Regions from separate parts of the Homo sapiens genome. Here region 2 is linked to region 1. Evidence: chromatin loops called from intact Hi-C (ENCODE). Cell type or tissue: PC-9. All regions are shown on one strand.

The links. Peaks named below come from ENCODE experiments on the same cell type or tissue, not always from the same donor. Only the 100,000 strongest peaks of a DNase experiment are listed, where the experiment ranks them.
Region 2: it touches region 1 in a loop (7-fold over the local background); 1 of 110 quality-filtered maps calls a loop at or near these places.

What each region holds. Positions count from the first base shown.
Region 1 is chr1:61,753,105-61,757,104 of GRCh38, reverse strand. The region is part of intron 1 of PATJ (PATJ crumbs cell polarity complex component); the gene reads right to left. Among named protein-coding and RNA genes, the nearest start is that of PATJ-DT, 12 kb to the right of the region's middle. In PC-9, no CTCF peak of the experiment used is centred here; a DNase peak (open chromatin) is centred at 2,344; H3K27ac peaks cover 1,683 bases.
Region 2 is chr1:61,405,633-61,409,632 of GRCh38, reverse strand. NFIA (nuclear factor I A) reads right to left here. Exons shown (of 11, transcript NM_001134673.4): 9 at 2,906-3,071. Among named protein-coding and RNA genes, the nearest start is that of NFIA-AS1, 150 kb to the right of the region's middle. In PC-9, no CTCF peak of the experiment used is centred here; no DNase peak of the experiment used is centred here.

The DNA.
Region 1 (4,000 bases):
CAAGATCAAAAAAAAAAAAAAAAAGTAAAAGTGACACAAAAACGATGGCCATGACAGTCTGCAAGCTACACAGTGGGATAATTATACTATAAGGCATATACACACAATAGCAGAGCAGAGGTATGTACCACGTGCTAAGAGAAATCATAAAGAGTGACTAATCCTACCTACAAAGTTTAGGAATACTGGAATGAGAACACAACAGAAAACTCTCATTGTAAATTTAAAAAACAGGCCAGGCATGGTGGTTCATGCCTATAATCCCAGCATTTTGGGAGGCAGGTGGATCACAAGGTCAGGAGTTCAAGACCAGCCTGGCCAATATGATGAAACCTCATCTCTACTAAAAATATAAAAAATTATCCGGGCGTGGTGGCGCACGCCTGTTGTCCCAGTTACTTGGAAGGCTAAGGAGAGAGAATCACTTGAACCCGGGAGGCAGAGGTTGCAGTGAGCCGAGATCATGCCACTGCACTCCAGCCTGGGCAACAGAAACAGATTCTGTCTCCCAGAACCAAAAAAAAAAAAAAAAAAAAAAAAAGTGTCCTGGTTTTAGCAATATATAAGGCTACCCTAGGTTAGTGGTTCTCAAACTTTAGCATGCATCAGAATCACCTGTAGGGCTTGTTAAAACACAAATTGCAGAGTCCCGCTCTCAGAGTTACTGATTCAGTAGGTCTGAGGTGGGCCCTGAAAATCTGCATTTCTAGCAAGTTCTCTCCTGTGACCCTGTGATGCTCCTAGACCAGACACCACAACTGAAGAACCACTGCATACAGGTGCAAAAGTGCGTGACTTTCTGTGAAAACAATAACTAGCTTTTAATAACCTAATATAAGATCTCCAGAAGTAGCAGAAAGGGGAAAAAAGACCACAGTTACTCCAAGTATAGACTGCAAACTGATGCTTGGCCCATAAAGGCACAAGTATCGAAATTGGGAATGAACATTTAGAAACTTTCCTGCAATATGGCAGAGTAAAATGTCTTACATTTAGTAATAAAAAACTTGGTGGCCAGGTGCGGTGGCTCACGCCTGCAATCCCAGCAGTTTGGAAGGCCAAGGTGGGTGGATCACCTGAGGTCAGGAGTTCGAGACCAACATGGAGAAACCCCGTCTCTACTAAAAATACAAAAATTAGCTTGGTGTGGTGGCAGGTGCCTGTAATCCCAGCTACTTGGGAGGCTGAGGCAGGAGAATCGCTTGAACCCAGGAGGCAGAGATTGCGGTGAGCCGAGATCATGCCACTGCGCTCCAGCCTGGGCAACAGAAACTCCGTCTAAAAAAAAATAATAAAAAGACACGTGGCCTTATTTTGTATGTCTTTTGAAAATTTCATTTTTTCTAATAACGTATTTTACAAAAATATCAGTTCTTGAAAGATTATAGAGTGGGGAGCCTGATCTTTCACCACTGATAGTTTGAGAAGCTCTGATTTAGATAGACTAATTTGAAAGGGTCCTTGTAAACAATGCTAAGCAGACTGGTCTTTATCCTGTTAGCAACAGGAAATAATTAAAGGCTTTTAAGTAGGGAAGTACTGAGTCCAGATTTCTATTTTTAAAATGTAATTCTGATAATAGTATAGATTAGTGGTCTTCAAACTTTTTAAAACACACATTCCCATCAGTAAAAATGTGTTGGCCATGTATCTCAATTTATTTTTAAATAATTATAAACATATACTACTATACTAACATATGTTTTAAAACATACATAAAATAGAAACTTTATGAGGGTAAGGTAAAAATGGTAAAGTTTTATTGTCATTTTCCTAAACTCTTTTTTTTTTTTTTTGAGACAGAGTCTTGCTCTGTCGCCCAGGCTGGAGTGCAGTGGCGCCATCTCGGTTCACTGTAAGCTCCACCTCCTGGGTTCACACCATTCTCCTGCCTCAGCCTCCCGAGTAGCTGGGACTACAGGCACCCGCCACTACGCCCGGCTAATTTTTTTTGTATTTTTAGTAGAGACGGGGTTTCACCATCTCAGCCAGGCTGGTCTTGAACTCCTGACCTCGTGACCAACCCGCCTCGGCCTCCCAAAGTGTAATCCCCCAGGGATTACAGGCGTGAGCCACTGCACCCTGCCCATCTTCCTAACCTCTTAATGGATCATCTTGCACATTTTGGAGACCATTCTGGAGTATCCCTTGGTAAGGATTAAGGGTAGAAATTGGTTGGCCGTCTACCTCTTATTTTATTCTATTTTTTCAGAAACAGGGTCTCATTATGTTGCCCAGGCTGTATTTGAACTCCTGGGCTCAAGAGATCTTCCTGCTTCAGCCTCTTGAGTCGCTGGGACTACAGGTGCTCATCATGAAACTCAGGTCTCTGACTCATAATTAGTAAGGTTAAACTATGTCCACAAAGCAGGCCTGGAAAATTACAATTCCATGGTGAAAAGAAATGTCTAGGGAAGAAGATTAAAGCTTTACGAGTATATAAGGCCAGGCACGTTGGCTCATGCCTGTAATTCCAGGACTTTGAAAGGCCCAAGTGGGAGGATTGCTTGAGCCCAGGAGTTTGAGACCAGCCTGGGCAACATAGCAGAACCCTGTATCTACAAAAAAAAAAAAAAAAAAAAAACATGCAAAAAATTAGCCAGGCATGGTGGCAAAGCTGTAGTTCCAGTTGCTTGGGAGGCTGAGGTGGGAGAATTACCCAAGCCCAGGAAATTGAGGGTGCAGTTAGCTATGACAAAAAAGAGTATATGACAAGAAAAGGAAGAAACACAAGTAACTCTACAACTCACTATCCATCAAACAGCACTCAGGCTAAATGGAACCTATGTCTCACTCAGGGTATGGTCATAGGAAATCTTTGGTCATTCAAATTGACCTGTTTAGTTAAGAAACCAACAGGGCTTATGGAGGGGGATTTCAACTTTGTTGAAACACGGTGAAACTGAGTCTAACTTGTCATAGATAGGCTACCTACAATTGGTCACAGCTAGAAATTAAGATGCCACATTGTACTACTGTCCTCATAGTTGGACAGCCTCCAGAGAATGAGAACTTTATTATGCTTGGGAGCTTCCACTCCATCATTGATCAAGAGAGTTTGTGCCATGAATTTTTCATATCTGGTTCACTGTAGAATGTGATTGAAGGAAATTATTATAATATTGTGGCTTTTTAAAACCCAAGGCCTAGGCCAACGCCAATTAACGGAGTATTTGAAGAGAGATAGAAATTTAATTTTAAATTAAATTATATTTTATATTTATTTTATTTATTATATATTTTTTATTAAACTCTTGATCTGATTAAGATAAAAACTTAATAAATAAAATATATAGGCTGGGCACAGTGGCTCATGCCTGTAATCTCAGCACTTTGGGAGGCCAAGGCAGGTGGATCACCTGAGGTCAGGAGTTCGAGACCAGCCTGGCCAATATGGTGAAACCCCATCTCTACTAAAAATACAAAAATCAGCTTGACGTGGTGATGCACACCTGTAATCCCAGCTACTCGGGAGGCTGAGGCAGGAGAATCGCTTGAACCCGGGAGGCGGAGGTTGCAGTGAGCCAAGATCGTGCCACTGCACTCCAGCCGTGACAGAGTGAGACTCTGTCTCAAAAAAAAAAAAAATATGTAATAGAATCAAGAATTTAGGCAAAGTAAGGATTCTGAGAAACACTTTTTGAGCTCCCAGTACTTCACAAGAATGTAATTCCCCACTGATTTACTAAGACATATGATATATCTAACCTGAAATTTGGGGAGAAAATGATCACTTGCAATATCTTTGGGAAAGAACAGGTGTTCAGCCTCTAACTGCACATGTGAATTGGGAAGGTCACAATTAGACCACACATAACTACCCAGTGGGAATTTTCCAGAGCTCATTGAACCAGGGAGTTTGAAAAATCAATGAGCAAGTGTAAATATAATTATATTTATGCTTATCAATATCAAGTGCAAAGATCAATGTCAAGTGTAAATATAGTCATGATTTCTGAAGTTTTTCAAAAATTGAAGGTTTAAGTTTCTATTGTTTCCT
Region 2 (4,000 bases), 350 kb after region 1:
GTTATAAACTAAATTCTCTCATAATAAAGGTGATATTTTGTCTTCTGATTTAAAAAAATATTTTATTTATCAATTGGTTTAGAAATCAGGGCATGGGAGACGATATTTTAAAATGAGGGCCCTTAAATCCCCTCCAAATAAGGATGAGTGGGCTTCAAGATTTTTAATTTGAAAGGCTTCTCCTACGCTATAAATTACAGCTCTCCCAGCCTAACACCATCTTGTTAAGAAAGCAGAAAATGGTAAGCAATAGTATGCTGTGAAACTACATATTACTATGAATTCATCATACCCTAGAAAAGCCTTTAGCTGAACAAGGGCTAAAATGAATGATGATAAAAACCTTTCTGTGTCATCGGTAGAACATTTTGTTTTGTCTATATTTCTAGAATCCCATGATTCAAAAAGTAAGTATCAAATTATCTGTATCAAGCTCTGGGACTCTTTCTCCTGATATTCTCTCACCCCCACCCCACCCCAAATCTTAAGTGCTGCTCTAACATGCAACCATATGAGTTGGATCTGCCAAGACTCCTTCTGCCCTTTGCCCCTTAGTGCTGACAAGATGCTTGAGGCTGGGCACAAGAGGATGATAGGTATCATCTTATACATAGCACTTGGTTCAATCCACGGAGTGGAGTCTAGAACTGTGGACCCAAAGGCATCAACTCAATTTAGGGGTTGAGTAGCTTCTCCAAGTCCTACAGATATATTTTACCATTACCCAAGCCTGGAGTCTTCCACTATGTAAGAGTTTGGGCAGATAATAAAATACTCCAATGATCAGAACTGATCTCACAACAAACATGCCAGGTAGATATTATCATCTACATTTTATAGAAGAGGAAATTGATTCAAAGAGAAACACAGTTAGTAATTTGAAAGGTGGGCATTTGAGCCCCCATCCTTTAGACTTGAACAGCCACACATTACTATTTCCACTCTTCTGCTGTGCCTCAGCAGAGCCTCATTCCCGTTACTGAAAAACTCATTAGGACACACGAGCCATTGAGAGTGGAGGTGAGGATCTGTTTCCACGGAATTGATTGCATATTACTATGCAGCTTTTAAAAGACTGTGGCAATGTCCTGCACAGACAGAGAGAAGACGAGCAGAAAATGGTATGCAGAGGCATGGACAGGGCACAGTAGGCATAATCTGTAAGCCAACATCCTCAAGGAACAGATGTAAGTAGAGTCTGGGGCAGTTATTTCTCTGACTTGTTTAAAGATGTTACATAAATACACAACGAGCAGGGCACTTATTGTGTATTTATGTGACATCTTTGAACAAGCCTCAAACCTCTGAGAAGCAGAGGCTTTCCTTCTAAGCTGAGCTTCTAAGATCCATGGGCCAAGCCCAGCTTGCTTCTCTGTCATTGGACACTGAGGGTTTTCTCCTTTGTTGACAAGTGTTGAATCACCTCTTACCAAGAGAAGTAGGTCTTCCCTAGATTGCCCCTGAACCTTCAATCTTTTGGCTATTGATACAGAATCTATGCACAGTGCTGCTCATTTCTGCATATATTATCAAAATGCATAAATACTGGATAACCCAAAGCTCACTCTCTGATGTGTCCATGAGGGCCTCTAGCCATCTGGATTCCGTGCCCCCAGAATCAAATTCTATGAACATGGCATAAACAGGGGCTCAGTTTTCTTCTTTGTCTCTTTCCCTCCTGTATTCACTATCATTATTATTCCAATACTGAAGGTAAGGAAGCTGAGAGGCCTAGAATCTTCATTCACCGCATTCATCCAGAGGACTGTCCAATCCCGATGCTTATGTCTACAAAACACTCCCCACCATGTCCCGTTCCATTCTACACCTATTACTGTGGTTCAAGTTCTTGGCCTTAACACTCCTTTCCTATGCTGCTCTTACATCCTTTCCTCTGTAGATTCCTTGCCTCAGTCTCACTTCTTTTGACAACCCCCTTGAAGGCTTTCCTTAGGGTCACACTGCCACAGCTCCTATCCTTCTCTTATACTTTGCTGCCTCTTTACAGCTTTAGGGAAGGTGCTCATCACACCATCTATCAAGGCTAGGGCATCCATCACCTAGGAACTCCAGCCATCACTCTTTTTGTCATTATTCCAGGCACTAATAAAAGGCACATTTGTGCATTCAAACTATTTCTATCCCCTTGCCATATCTAAAACATCAGGGAATATCTGGAGAATTACTCTCTCTCTAGTTCAAGTAATCATTCCCATCATCTAAAAGGGTTGTGAAATCTTATATTCTTTGATTAAATGTTCTCAGACTGTTCAGAGAAGAGCCAAGACTTCTCTCCTCCTTCCATCCTACTCTCCCCTCTATCTCCGTACCCCAGCCCCTACCCCAACCTCTGCCAAACCTCACCATGCGACTGCCAGGGCTACTAGCATTGATCTTCTGCCAGGCTCTTACTCTCAGCGAATGGTCAGTGTACACACCTTTGAGTTGGTGCTTTGATCTAGACATTTTCTCCTATTTGATGTATGAGGTATATAACTTTCAAGTGCATTTCTCTTAGACTGCAAGTTCCTGGAAGGCAGGGCTGTCTGTAAGAATGAGGAACTTTTTCTAAGCAGAATCCATGTAAGTAGCTGCTGCTTGATGATGGGAATAGCATTTGAAATCCCTCAAATAATATACAAAATGTAATAGCTCATAACTTGACTTCAGTCCTAGGTATGTAGCTACACCATCTCATCCACCCAACACCCAGTGTTTTCCTCATCTGGTGGAGTACCCAAGAGTCATGTTCACTTTGATTCTCGGTCTGGCAAACTCATGCTACAACATCACTGGGGATCTGTGCCTCTTTCTAGAGCCTATACAGTGAGGGACAAAGCCTAAGTGTGGATTCCAGTGCATACAGCTTTAGAAGTGACCGGCGCCTTGTCGCAGCCATACTTACTTGGTGACGTGGGGGAGGCTGCACCTCCTTCTGTTGACGTGGTTGGAGGCTTTGTGTCTGGCACCGGCAGAGGCACAGGCCTGGCCATCGGTGGTGGCGGTGGCGGTGGCAACATTGGGGTGGGAAGGAATGGGTTGTGCACCTTGCCTTGGCTGCTCCCATTGGGCTGTGGGGGGGGGGGGGGCAGAAAACACACGTACAAGAAAAAGAAGAAAGAGACAGCAACCATTAGCTGCTTCTGAAAACAAAATATTCATCAGGCACCTTTAATGTAAATTACTAAGTATCTAGCTGCTTCAATTCTTCCATAAGCCCATACGGAAATGTCCATTGTTGGGTTCTGTTCTTAAGGCATTTCACAAAAGTACTCTTAGCCACATGTGCTCCATGCATCCTAAACTTATCTCTTGAACTACATTGTCCTTCTTTGCATCTGGTTTCATAAAATCACCTGCCAATTATCACTTTGGATTTGTCCCCTGAGTAACCAACTTTTGCTTGGAATCTTTTGTATTTTTCTGTATTAACTGCTACCTTCATTATCTTTCTCATGATTATTAAATATTTAATATCTAAGTGTTTTATGGACTGTGGCATTATTCCACTATGTTTCTTTACATAGATAGAATAAATTTTCCTAAATATGCACTTGAGATAAAAAAGTAATATTTTATTTTCACTCTTCAAAGTTGATATTATATAACATTTAATAAATGTGTTAAGTGAACATAGAAAATTTTGTTCACATATTGTATAACATCAGGCACAGAAACTTTAGAATTCAGCTGTCAGAAGTCTGCTAGGGAAAAATATCACTTCTAATTTTGATTTAAATTATATAAGCATATGCCATAAGAGTCATATTTATTTTGCTGCCTGATGTTAAAACAACCAAATAACAGCTCTTTAACAAAAAATTCCCCTCCAAAGAGAGCAATAAAACCCATTTTATTTTCAATTTTTTCAAAATAGTTTCATGAAGAGACCTGCCTTAAGTCCTATAAAATTCTGATCAAAATGCAAAACTGGGCATTTGACAGTTATATAGGGTGTCAGGACTATTACAAAAATGGTTAATAATTTAGAAGTCAGATG